Linked DNA regions of Homo sapiens: regions 1 and 3 are each linked to region 2. Evidence: chromatin contacts called from ENCODE Hi-C or POLR2A ChIA-PET data. All regions are on one chromosome and are shown on one strand. The core of a region is the stretch at or near the end of the contact, and the rest is flanking DNA. Distances in the headings are between cores, read along the strand shown. Region 1 has its middle 65 kb from the start of SYPL1. Region 2 has its middle 29 kb from the start of NAMPT-AS1. Region 3 has its middle 140 kb from the start of CTB-30L5.1.

Evidence for each region. A loop is a pair of places that touch in the nucleus more often than their neighbours do. ChIA-PET counts read pairs that join two places held with the same protein, here RNA polymerase II (POLR2A). Pooled maps may share reads with other maps.
Region 1: a map of PC-3 shows a loop between it and region 2 (8-fold over the local background). The contact joins two enhancer-like sites. A Hi-C loop is called at or near these places in 5 of 168 maps with a recorded cell type or tissue (CD4-positive, alpha-beta T cell, CD8-positive, alpha-beta T cell, PC-3 and 1 more) and 7 of 50 pooled maps. POLR2A ChIA-PET finds 5 or more read pairs at or near these places in 3 of 52 experiments (A673, IMR-90 and activated CD4-positive, alpha-beta T cell).
Region 3: a map of PC-3 shows a loop between it and region 2 (8-fold over the local background). The contact joins two enhancer-like sites. A Hi-C loop is called at or near these places in 2 of 168 maps with a recorded cell type or tissue (PC-3 and heart right ventricle) and 3 of 50 pooled maps. POLR2A ChIA-PET finds 5 or more read pairs at or near these places in 2 of 52 experiments (OCI-LY7 and activated CD4-positive, alpha-beta T cell).

What each region holds. Positions count from the first base shown.
Region 1 is chr7:106,175,114-106,179,730 of GRCh38, reverse strand. No RefSeq gene overlaps it. Among named protein-coding and RNA genes, the nearest start is that of SYPL1, 65 kb to the right of the region's middle. RefSeq lists a silencer at 2,847-2,986. Within about 2 kb of position 1,829, at least 11 of the 41 ENCODE cell types and tissues checked have a DNase peak (open chromatin) inside an H3K27ac peak, as active enhancers do.
Region 2 is chr7:106,312,049-106,316,559 of GRCh38, reverse strand. It overlaps the pseudogene LARP1BP2. Among named protein-coding and RNA genes, the nearest start is that of NAMPT-AS1, 29 kb to the right of the region's middle. RefSeq lists a silencer at 2,987-3,126. Within about 2 kb of position 3,024, at least 5 of the 41 ENCODE cell types and tissues checked have a DNase peak (open chromatin) inside an H3K27ac peak, as active enhancers do.
Region 3 is chr7:106,460,531-106,464,578 of GRCh38, reverse strand. No RefSeq gene overlaps it. Among named protein-coding and RNA genes, the nearest start is that of CTB-30L5.1, 140 kb to the left of the region's middle. Within about 2 kb of position 2,003, at least 2 of the 41 ENCODE cell types and tissues checked have a DNase peak (open chromatin) inside an H3K27ac peak, as active enhancers do.

The DNA.
Region 1 (4,617 bases), core at 580-3,079, 140 kb after region 2:
TGAGCTTCCACTGTGTTGGGCTCTGGCGTAATCTGGGGGACCCAAGGGGGACTAAAACAGAATCCTTTTCATCAAGAGGTTTACAATCTGGTGCAGGAGATGGACATGAAATAGGCAGTCCCAGGAAGTCCTGCGAGAGGCAGTATGCACAGTAGTGAAGAACTTGGGCTCTGGAGCCAGAACACCCAGCTTCAATTCCTGCAGGACCTTGGGCAAGTCACTTACCTCTCTGAGTCTCAGCGTCCTCATCTGTGAAATGGGGATGATAGCAGTGCCTACCTCACACAAGGTCTAAATGAGTTAATACCTGAGAAGTGTTTACAATAGTGCCTGGTGGGCCCAACACAGTGGCTCACACCTATAATTTCAGCACTTTGGGAGGTCAAGGCAGGGATCGCTTGCACCCAGGAGTTGGAGCCCACCCTGGCAACATAGTGGGACCTCGTATCTACAAAAAATGGAAAATTAGCCAGGCATGGTGGCATGTGCCTCTAGTCCCAGCTACCCAGAAGGCTGAAGCAGGAGGATCGATTGAGCCCAGGGAAGTTGAGGCTGAAGTGAGCTGTGATCATGCCACCACACTCCAGCCTGGGTGACAGAGCGAGGCCCTGTCTCAAACAAATAAAATGAAATAGTGCCTGGTACAGAATCCTGATTGTTAGGTATTGTGAATATTGGCGTGAAAGAGAGAAGGGTGCTGAGGACTCATATCAGGAGGTCAGGGTTCCAGCCATGAAACTTACAACCTCTGAGGGCTACAGCTTGCCTGTCTGTAACATGAGCAGATCCAAACAAAGGATCCCTACAGCCCTTCTAGTGTTGGAGCTGTGGGCTAGAGGTGCCACCCACTGGGCACCTACTAAAGTAGTAGTCAGGGGAACATCTCCTGCCTTGGACATGTAGGATTTAGGGAGAAAGGGAGGACTTTGCTTCACTTGGCTTCACAGGAGGTTTGATGATGGCTGACAGCCTGTTGCCAAGGACATCAGCTGAGGATAGGCAGGATGGTTCATGCCCAGGCAGGCACCTCCTCCATCCCAGGGCCCCAGGACCTAGGGGCTACAACCCCCCTCCACATGCATCTCCTCTCCTCTCCTCCCCTCAAGGCCGCCTGCCCCATCTCTGGACCCACATTCCTCTTCTCTTTGTAAATGCCACTGACAGCCTGCAGTTTTGCACACGCATCTGCTTGCTTGGCCAGAGGGACTATCGACTCCACAGCACACATCAGCAGGGAACTTTCAGAGGTCATGGGCCAAGGCTTTGGGGAACATAGTCCTGTTGGTGAATGCCCATGTCAGGAAAGGACACTGAATGACAGACACATGAACGCTGGAGCTCAGAGCAAGGCTGGTGGCTCCCCAAAACAGTGGCTTGGGAGAGAACAGGCCAGCTGGCAGCACTTCACTGTGTGATGCAGACTGTACCCTCTGCTAGGCCACCAACCAGAGGGGCATTCCTGGCTGTGGAGAAGGGAGGAATGATGGAGCAAATTCAGAGGGATCCCAGGATCTATTTTGTGTTGTCTTATTCTCTGCCAGTTCTTGCCTTCTCTCTCTTCTCCTCATCTTCAGTTAAGAAAAATGGAAGCACAGTGTGGGGGGTAGCCAAGACCTTGGACCAACCTGGATGCTAATTTCAATCCACAACACTGGACGTAAGCCCTGGCCAGCAGTCCTCAGCTACTTTCAGCTCAGCCACCCGAGGCTCCTAGGGCTGAAAATACCCGAGCATCTGATGAAGCAGCTGCAGGTTAAATTTAGCCCTGGCGAACCTGGGACTGATCTGGGTGCTAGAAGCAGCAGAGCAGACTGACTGACGCACCCAACACAGGTGTGAGGGCCAATGATGGCACCTGGGAGGGAAGCACCTGGGAGGGAAGTGGAGCAAGGGAAAGAGACAGAGCAGGGCCCAAAGCCAGTTCTCATCTTGCAGGAGTGTGACAGGACCCGTCAGCCCGGCACTGCTGTTAGCGGATGCCAGGCAGGTAGCATCAACGAGCAAAGCAGAAAGATGTACAGAAAGGGGAAGGGTGGGATTGTGATAAACTGCAAAGCAGATGTCCCACCTAAAACCACTGGAATAGCCTGGGCGACAGAAGGAGACTCTGTCTCTAAATAAACAACAAAACCACTGGAATTTAGGTTTTTAAATAACATCATGTTAGCCAAATAAAATCCTGCATTTGATCTGCAGACTCTTAGTGTGATACCCTGGCCTAGTTGAATGGAGAAGCCAACCCCATGGCCACTATTTCACCATCAGCTATTTCATTCTTTGTTTCTTCAGAGTCTCCTGTTAAAATCCAAACAGACCTCGGGCTTTGAGCTTTCTTAGCTAACTCGGTTATTCTTACTGATCTCTTTAAAGAAGGAAGAAAGGGGAAACAATCAGCGTGCATGAATAAATTAACTGGTAAATTAGCACCTAATATGTTCAGAATCAACTATTTGTTACCTGTATTGAGCAGCAGTTACTGAATGCAAAGAATTCCACTCAACTGGGGTTGGAGTCAGACAGGCTTTGGTCTCAATCCTGGCTCTGCCATCACTGGGAAACTAATTAACTTCCCCAAACTGCAGCTTCCTCTGCGTAGGGTGGAAATCATATGCCTTTCTTGGATTGTTATGAAGATTAAATGAAATAACCCAGGACAGTGTTCGACATGAGATAATTCATGCTCAGTAAATGGTGGATGAACTTTAATCATCTGAAAGCCAGGTTCTGTGGGACAGGGACTAAGAGTGGAAGGGGAAGAAGGCAGTGGGAGAGCCCTTCACCAGCTCACAGCTTTCCTGGAGCCGGCATTCCAGCCCGGGTCAGGCCTCATGCAGAATCAGAGGGCTTCGGAGCCACGTGGGGCCACACTGCCCCCCTGTGCCCATTTGCCACACTGCGGCTGCATTCATGCAAAGCTGCCATTTGAGATGCAGAATCCGGCCAGAAGACCACGACTTCACCATTGTCTCTACTCCGCTGGAACCCCTCCCTGCTGTCTTGTGCTGAGCTGGGTGGTTGTGGAAGCCAATTATCTAAGACTGCAATAACCTGTGTTGTCCAGTCACCCAAGCAAGCTACCCCCACACTGGGGAGCACATGTCCAACTTCCCTGAGCCAGCACTCACCCACAGATGGCCAGGTACTGCAATCACCTGGATAGATTTGGAAATAAATACCCACTGACACCCATCCAGACCTACAGAATCAAAACCTCTGAGGATGGGTCTGGGGGATCCATATAAAAAGAAAAACCTTCCCAAAGGAACTTACATTCAGCCGATTTTGAAAACATACTGCTTTAACCCCTTACTGGGCTGCTCTGCAATACCTCTTCGGTCTGACTTGGTTTTGTAAGTGACACAAGCAGAAAAACACTGTGCTCTCTGCACTGAAAATGAGTATTCCCATGGAGCTGGAGAAGCAAGGAGGTAAGGAGTAGATGAAAGGAAGCAGACAGAGCAGGAGGTAGAAAAAAGGAGATCCTGAGGAAGACACAGAAAGGAAGGAAAACAGGCACAGAGAGAGAAAGAAATGGGAAAGAAGAGGAAAGGGAGGAGAACAGAGGGAGGGAAGGGGGAGAGAGATATAAAGAAATACATGAGAAAGATGCAGCACACTCCTAAACTCATGATAGCATTTGCTAGGGCAGTGATAACCTACGCCAAAACAATAGACATATAGTAGATTAAGAAAAAAAGTATTTCAATGTAGGCATAGGATTCATACCTACAATATGCAAAAAAAGGTTCTACATATTGACAAGGATATAAAAAACGCAATGGAGAAATGAGCAAAGACATGGAGAGAAGATCCAAGTAGCCAAGACATGAAAAAGTGTTCAGCTCACTAGCAGTTTGGGAAATGCAGATCATTATTGTATACCTATACTTACTGGCAAAAATCAGAAAGCCACTTACTTATAGCTGAGTGGGATGTAGGGGAAAGGATTTCTTTAAATCTTGATGGCAAAAAATATAAATTGTTACTGAACTTTGAAAAGCTATCTGACGTCATCTAACAAAATTTACCACTCAATCAATCCACCTGCTCCATTCTGGGGACTTGATGCTCTCAAGATAAAAGCACCAGGACACATCAATATTTGCACAAGAATGCTAATTGCAGCATTGTTCCCAGTAGCAAAAACACCAGTACAAAGAAAAAGGCCATTAATAGGGTACTGTTGAATAAACACTGATAGATCTAGCCCATTCAATATGGCTTTATACAGCAATTAAATGGAATGAATAGAGCCATATTGGAGTTGAAATTTAAGGAATGAGGTACTGTGTGGAAAACAATCATTAAAAATATAGGGTAAAAGTGTTCATAATATTGCTCCATTTTTGTAAAACAACATAATGATAGAAATTTCTGTTGTGTATATGTGTACGTGTGTGTGCAGGGCTGGCATTCAGCCAGTGTACACTGATAAAACCATATTGGACATTTTAGCAAGCGTTCACTGTGTTTGGTTGGTGCTGTGCATACTGCAGCCAGTACGTATTTGCTACATATTTTGAATGTCATTCCTGCAATATATGCATTCATATTATTGTATATAAGTATATAATAAATATGGAGAAAATATAGATGGCTGCATTGTAGGCTGTTAAC
Region 2 (4,511 bases), core at 1,775-4,274:
ATTTGTATTTTCTTTGAGACAGGGTCTCTCTCTGTCACCCAGGCTGGAGCGCAGCAGCATGATAATAGCTCACTGCAGCCTTGACCACGTGGGCTCAATTGATCCTCCCACCTCAGCCTCCTGAGTACCTGGGACTACAGGTACACACCACTACACCCAGCTAATTTTTAAATTTTTTTGTAGAGATGAGGTTTCTCCATGTTGCCCAGGCTTGTCTTGAACTCCTGGGCTCAAGTGATCCCCCTGCCTCGGAAAGTGTTGGAATTACAGGCATGAGCCACCACCTGGCTGAAAATTTTAAATTTTTATGAAATCTAATCCATTTTTTTCTTTTGTCATTTGTGCTTTTGGTGTCATAAATGTTTTAACCAAGTTCAAAAAGACTTATGCCTATGTTTTCTTCTAAGAGTATTATAGTTTTAGGCTCTTTGAGTTAGGTGTTTCATCCACTTTGAATTAATTTTTGTATATTGTGTGTGGTAAGAATCCAATTTCATTCTTTTGTTTGTGGCTATCCAGTTGTCCCAGCACCATTTGTTGAAAAGACTACAGTCTTCTGTCCCATTAAATAGTCTTAGCATCCTTGTAAAAAATCAGTTGACCACATGGTTTGTTTCTGGACTCTTAATTCTGTTCCACTGACCTATATGTCTGTTTTTATGCCAGTACCACACTGTCTTGATAACTTTAACTTTATAGTAAGTTTTAAAATCAGGAGGTACGAGTCTTTCAACTTCATTCATTTTTTTCAAGATTATTTTGGCTATTCTGGTTCCCTTGGATTTCCATGTGAATTTTAGATCAGCGTGTCGATTTCTTTATGGCTGTATGTTTGTTTTCATCCTCTTCCATCCACAAGTCTTATTCATAATGACATAGGCCATTTTTGCCTGAAACCTGTGGTTGCCTGTTTGATCTTATCCAGGATGTTTTCTCAGGTAAAATGATAGCTGAGTTCAAATCAACATCTTGTTGAAATTCAGCTCATCAATTTCATAATCTGAATCATTACGAGACCAATCAGTAAATGTGTTTCTTTTTCTTCTATTTGTTGCGTCTGTTCATCAAATAAAAAATCAAGTTCTTCCTGTTCTTCTGGAGGATATAGTTGACTTGATACATCATCAGATACTGGTGTTGAGTCCTTCAATTTCACTGGAAATGGACAATGTCTCTTTTTTACTTTTATCCAAGGCTCTAGTCCAAGTCAGAGAAACTGGTAGACACATCTCTAGGCATTGCCTGAAGATTATTTGTTTCAGTATATTTCTTTGGACGCAGTGGACTTCCAATTCTTGGAGAATTTAGGGCAGACTCTGTATGCAAACCAAAGGCTATGTGAACTCAGAACAACATTTTGTGTGTGTGTTTTTCACTTGAAATTTAAGTAAGTATGCAGAAATGCAGTATGAAGAATTACTATTGATTGTATTCAGTTAATGCAAAGTAATTGTAATTTTTGCCATTTTTTTAATAACAAAAACCGCAATTACATTTGCACCAACTTAATAATAGAATGAATCTTGGCTCAACCCTACATGAATTTCCTGGTAGCAAATGGAAAAGAGGCATATGATCCCTTTCATGCACCACTCACATCTTGCCCCCTAAAGCACTCCGCTCACTGCTTGCTAAACTGATGGCTCATTCATCAACTGGCAGAATCCTGCCTTAAACACATGTATCTATGTCTTACCCAGGAAGTAGGAGCTTCTGGAGTAGAGGATCCCAATCAGTGGTAGGCTGGAAGAGAGAAGGTCTCAGCAGGAAAATCACATGGAGCTTTGTCAAAAAAACCTTGTGTCTGCTGTTCACCCCCTATACCACCCTATTCCCAGGATATCAGAGTAGATGTAAAAGAAATGGGAAGATCAGACATATGGGAAAATTCTCCAGGTCAATCTGATGCCCATTATTCTATAATCACCCAGGAAGAAACAAGGGTACCATAAGCCAATAGAAGCCAAGCCTCCATTCTTGGGAGAAGAGGAGATTGACAGAAAGGGGATCAGGTTTAAAATTAACACTTTCTTTAATTTGAAGCATACAGAAAACGAGAAGCAGAAATGGGCTATTCAGTCTTGCCAACCAAATGGGCAGAAGCAATTAAAGGACAAGGAGAGTGGAATAAAAATGTTTTTTAAAAAGACAAACTTCTATCAAAGACAATTGATAACAACAAAAAAAAAATAAGAAAAGGAGAGAGAGAAAGGAGAAAGTTAAGAGCTTGTTCAGGGAAGTTAGAGTCAGGATACGGAAACTTACATAAGAGACTACTGACTCTAAGGTGGAAGTACAGACACAGGACCAGAAAGAACCCTTGGAGAATGACTTCAGTTTTATTTTTGAGGAAGTGAACAAAGATTTGAGAAAAACCAGAAAGAAGAATGGAGAAGTAAGTTTAAGGAACTGTATAAGAGAAAAGCTGGAGAAAGAGAAATTGAAAGAAAAGAACAGCATAAAATGTACATAATAAAGGCACTTTCAATGTAAGACATCCTATTTCCGTGTATACTAGGCCAACCTATCTTTATTGGGGGTTGAACAAAGTTAGGTTTATAAACATTAGAGCTGTGCCTCACAGAGAGAATAAGAATCGAATATAAAAAGCATTCAATTAATTAATCACTAAAGACCCTGTTCAGAATTTCAAGAATCTACTGGTTAAACTGTTTTAAATGGGGGGCTGTAAGGGATTTGTCAATATTTCCCTAAAGGAAGTGACTAAACAGGAAGAAAATACAACGTGGACTAAAGGTACTTCTGAATTTTTGTGTGCACTTTGTGTACTTTCAACTCTGATAAAATCATGCTTACTGTGTTTTCAATTGTTTTATTAGGCACTATTTGTAAAACCTGAAATTTTTCTTTTCCAGCTCCACAGATGTTGTATAATTTAATTAACCAACATTAAATGGTTTTCATGACATACTTTGTTATTTACATCATTATTTTTCTTTCTTATTGACATTCCTGTGAACCAGCTCATCACAGTATTGAGTGGACCACATGGAAACCACAGAGACACTAGTGTAGAGCGGCTGGAGTCAATGGTTCCAGTTTCAAACCCCACTCCACTGCTTGCTAGACATGTAATTCAGCACAAGGTATCTAATCTCTCTGTTCTTGTGAAGTAATCCCCACCTCAAAGGATTGGTATAAAGAGTAAATTATGAAATTTTTGTAAAATGTTTGTCACAATGCCTAGTACATAGAAAATGCCCAATAAACAGCGGTTGTTGCTCTTTTTATTATTTAGAATAACTTGTCCTAAAAACATAAAATGCCCGTGTTCAAGAGAAAAGAAAGGAAATAAACAGTAGCATTAGGAAGAAGGAACAGACTTAGTCTCTAAATTTTTAAGTGGGGATGGTATAAACACCAGGCAAAGTGACTGTGCATGTTAAATGGAACAGCATATGTAAACTACCCAGCACAATGCTTGGAACATGACTGGTCGACATACTTAATGAATGTCTGTTTCCTTCTCCCACCCTATCTTTTTTCAAATCTTCTTAAAACTTGAATTGCATAGCACTGCAAGGCTGTGGCAACTATTCATCTATTTGGGCTTTTTCAAGAATATTTCCATGTAAACCACTTAGAAGATGCACAGAGGGGACCTTACACTACCAATTAAGAACTTTTTTAAAAATCTAATTTAAATTTATGTTGTTTATATAAACACAAACTCTATCTTGGTATGAACAGCAAATTAGGTAATTTTTGTAAAATGAAAACTTTCTAGCAATAATTTTTAAAATGGCTTTATCCTTAAAATTTCTAACCCTTGGCTGGTGTTCCCAAGAAGGAAGTATAGTAATTCAGTATTTATTATGAAATCAAGTTCTTCATCCTTACCATATTCGGAACCATGTTTTTACTTTAATGCTTACACATAGCCTTGTAAATATTTAATTTTGCACATACCTAACTCTGTAAATACATTTCTTTCCAAGTAGTTTCAGATGACACTTTTACCACTAACATTTTATACAATTTCCTAGAAACTCCTGCATTAATTCCACCTATTTTTATCAGCTTCTCAAAATATATTTATTTACTTCTATAATTTCCTACAAATACAGAATTTTGAGCTGAAGAGGAACACTGACATCATTTGGTTCAAATCTCTCATTTTACGAAAAGGAAATAAATTCACTAACTTCCAGTTATTGTAACCAAGTTATGCCCTAAGAATGGACAGAACGAATAGCCAGTTACAAGGTAAGATTTTAGCCTCAGGCTCATACCAGCTGATGACGAATCTCTCCCCTGCCATTGTATCACAGTGCCTAAACCTCCCACCCTTAGCTATTATATCCTATTAAGGCATTAAAGTTCCCCATCAAAACTTGAACTCTAATCAGCCATTGATACTGATGCATTGATTTAAAGAAAAAATGTACAAATCATACAGCAACCTATTAGAAAGAGATATAGAATAGGAGTTTTGAAGGATGCGGAAGGAACCAGGAAAAGTTTGATTTATTCAGCCAACATTTGTAGAA
Region 3 (4,048 bases), core at 754-3,253, 150 kb before region 2:
GGTGGAGAACTGCTGTTCTACCACTTTTCAGGTCACCACCCAATTTTCACTTCATTTACATGGCTGAAAACAGAAGTTGTGTGACCTCCTCCCTCACCAGCACAATCCTTTCCCACAGCCCCCATCCTCCCTCTGAAAGAAGTGATTGGGTCATGTAATTATCTGGCGTCCTTCCCAAAGCTAAACCATGTGATCCTTGGTTCTCTCTCCTGGGTGTACACTGTTCTTTCCCTCTGTTTACTTGTGACAGCCCCACTTACCTTCATCCCTGCCTCCTGGGCCCAACTCTAGCATCTGCCATCTTTGTTGGCCCTGCAGCCATGCCTGCTGCATCAGCTTCTCTGTCTGGAAGTATCCAAGAGTGATCACTTTTGTTTCCGTATGATTTGTGTAACACTCACTCTCCACATGATCCTTCATAGATTAGTTGGTTTCCTTTACCTTTCCATCAATGTGGATCAAAATCAAACTAGGTATTCAGGACATGAGTTGACTCAAATAGCAGCTGGGTATACTCAATTACTTTTCAGTTTTCTTCTGGCTCTCACTTTCCTTGATACATTGCCAATAAAATAAATGATAACAATAACAATAATAATAAAATCTGGACTGGGATAAGCCAGTATTTTAAATTAGTTTTAAAAAGTCAGAAGCATACAATGTTTCAAAGACATTGCATTTCTTTCTTATGTGAAAGAGTCATTGAGACTTGTTGCTAACAAACTGTTACCAAGTAAATCCTATAAGAAATAGTTTTCTGTTCAGAAAGAAGTTTACCTGCCAATTACTTAAGATATATAACAAATTCTAAGTATTACTATTAGAAAGGAGGACACTAAATTAACACTATGTACGAACAATACGTTTGGATCTAGAAAACAAAATGATTGACTTTTTTAAAGAATTAATGACAGTTGTGTAGTCAGAATTACGGAAATGGAAACTTAGGAAAATCATTACAGAAAGATATGGAAATGGAAACTTAGGGAAATCTATTAGTACCTAGATGGTTTAAATATTCTTTTAAAGTTGTATTTATGCTTTTAATTTGCTTTGCACACAGCTGCTTCACAAAAGAGCAAAAATAAACTCTGACCACATCTTATGTTAACGATTTTATACTCTTAAGTATTGTACTAGGCGAATGTACCTATTAAAAGACATCTTCTTTAGACAGCCTTTCTGAGGGCCAGAGTAGATTGAACTAAGAGCAACAGGCATCTGCACTTGTCTGGCTTTCTAGTGCCCCTCCCCCATCCTCCTCTGGGACTCCCCACCTCCCTATTATCCAGCAACTGAAAGGTTAAAGGCCTGACCCAGCAGGTGACAGTCCAACCCAGTGCTGGTCTTCTTACCCTCCTTGCTGCACCGCACTTCTGACTTAGGGACACATTTCAGGATGGCTTATTTGATCTGTGTAGAATCCAAGAAGTGATCTGATTCAAAGATCACCCATCTCTCACAAAAGCAGCCCTCTCAGTTTCTCAAGAAGATCAATTATTACATACAGGTTTATGACTCAGCCACAGAAAAGCAGTCCCATCAATCTGCTTGTGTTCATTTTTCATTTTAGCTTAATGGGTGTTTGCTCAGTGTCCAGGTTTTATCTATATTTGCAAATTCACTTTATTATTTTAAGCAATATTTTAGAAGTTGAAATTAATCTTATAAAGTTGTATAGCTTTTAGGACATTTTCTTTTCCCATTAAAATACAAGAACCATATTCTAGTTTTCATTTTGTGGAGTCAAAAACATACACGTGTATGAAGTGTCTATGAGTCAAGCACTTCCTCGTTATTTTTTGAGTTTTTGGGAAATCACAAAACACCCTTTGAATAGCAGGTAAAAAGGGCATTATATAGTTAGAGGAAAGCACTCCTGTGCTGGCAGTCAGTAGTATGTCGATGTTTCTATTAAGTGAAAGAGTGTTGACTTCTGCTTCTTCAATCCTCCCTCTCCAAGCTATGGAAATTGAAATTTCTCATTAGGCCACGAGGTGGCAGATTAATTGCAGAAAAAAAAAATTCTAGTATGAAAGCAATACAGAAATTTCTTCAGCTAAAGGGAAATAAATATCCTTTCTCCAACTAATACCCCTGTGTGGTACACCTCTCTGACCAGAAGTTACACTTGCTAAGAGACCCAGTGGTTTAAGAGCATTTCTTACATGTTTTCCTGTTTCTTTGAAAGAAAGAAAAAAAATCTCTTTGACCACTTCCTAATGATCTTCCTGAACACGCAGCTTGCTTGAGTCCTGGTGGAAAAGGCCTTGTATGGAAGCCCCAGGGACAACTTCCACCACTGAGGAATTTTCAGTCTTCTGCATCTGTCAATCAACTGAACCATTTATAGCTGGTGTCTTCTTTTCTCGTGCCCATAAGCCCTGTCACTGTTGAGCTGGGCCCACCTTAAGACTGATGTCCTTTGCAATTTCTGGGACTACTGCAAGTGCTCCTAACTGTCCTCCCTGCCTCCAGCCTTCCAACCTGCAGCCACTCGAGTTGCCTTCCTACACGTCAGAGCCGACCATGCCATTCTCCTGCTTAAAAACCCATCTCACTGGCTATGGGACCAAATGAAACCTTCAATGCTTGACACACAAGCCTTTTCCAACGTGGCCGACAAACACACACTTGCACAAACACACCCACACACACATACTTATTAATTCAGTAACACAGACATTTAGCAGTTCACCAAACATGCCTGATTTTTCACAACTCTGCATACTCTGTTTCCTCTATCTAGAATGTTCTTCCCTGTCTGTATCTGGCAAACCCTAAATCCCGCACGATGCTTTGCCTAACCTCTCAGGTAGACCCGCAGTGTTGCTGCTGTGAAAGGAAAATAACTCTTGGGACCCCCAAATCACTACACTAAAGAAAAAAGTCAAGCTGGAAATTGCTTAAGGCAAAACTGCCTCCCATTCTATTCAGAGTCATCCCTCTGCTCACTGAAATAAATGCGTATCTGATTGCCTCCTTCTGAAAGGCTAATCAGAAACTCAATGCAAATGGTTATTGAGAAACCAATGGTTATTTGTCTCTCACCTACTTATGACCTGGAAGCACCACCCCCCCGCCCTCACCTTTCTGGACAGAACCAATGTACATCTTACATATATTGATTGATGTCTCATGTCTCCCTAAAATGTATGAAACCAAGCTGTGCCCTGACTACCTTGAGCATATATCGTCAGGACCTCCTGAGGCTGTGTTATGGGCATGCATCCTTAACTTTGGCAAAATAAACTTTCTAAATTGATGAAGACCTGTCTCACATATTTTGAGTTAATAATTTGGTGACCAACGTAAGTGACTCGGAATGGAGGTGGCTCTGGCCTTTGGAAAATCTTCTATGGCCACTTGGTACAAGCTTGAGCTATCTTTATGGCTCAAACTGTCACAGGCGTTTGAATCAGAGCAACTCCATTTTGAATATGGGCTGGGTGAGGTAAGGCTAAAACCTACCGGGCTGCATTCCCGGGATGTTAGACATTCTAAGTCACAGGATAAGATAGGAGGTCAACACAAGATACGGATCATAAAGACCTTGCTGATAAAACAGGATGTGGCAAAGAAGCTAGCCAAAACTCACCAAAACCAAGATGGCAATGAAAGTGACCTCTGGTCGTCCTCACTGCTTAGCATGCGTTAGCATGTTAAGAGACACTCCCACCAGCACCATGACAGTTTACAGATGCCATGGCAACATCAGGAAGTTACCCTATATGGTCTAAAAAGGAGACAAACCCTCAGTTGTGGGAATTACCTACCCCTTTCCTGGAAAACTCATGAATAATGTACCCCTTGTTTAGCATATAATCAAGAAGTAGCAATAAGCATCATCAGTACAGCAGCCCATGCTGCTGCTCTGCCTATGGAGTAGCCATTCATTCTTCCTTTACTTTCCTAATAAACTTGCTTTCACTTTACTCTATGGACTCGCTCCAAATTCTTTCTTGGGTGAGATCCAAACCCTTTCTTGGGGTCTAGATTGGGACCCCTTTCTGATAACATCTTCCTGGCAAACTTCAAAGGGGTGATA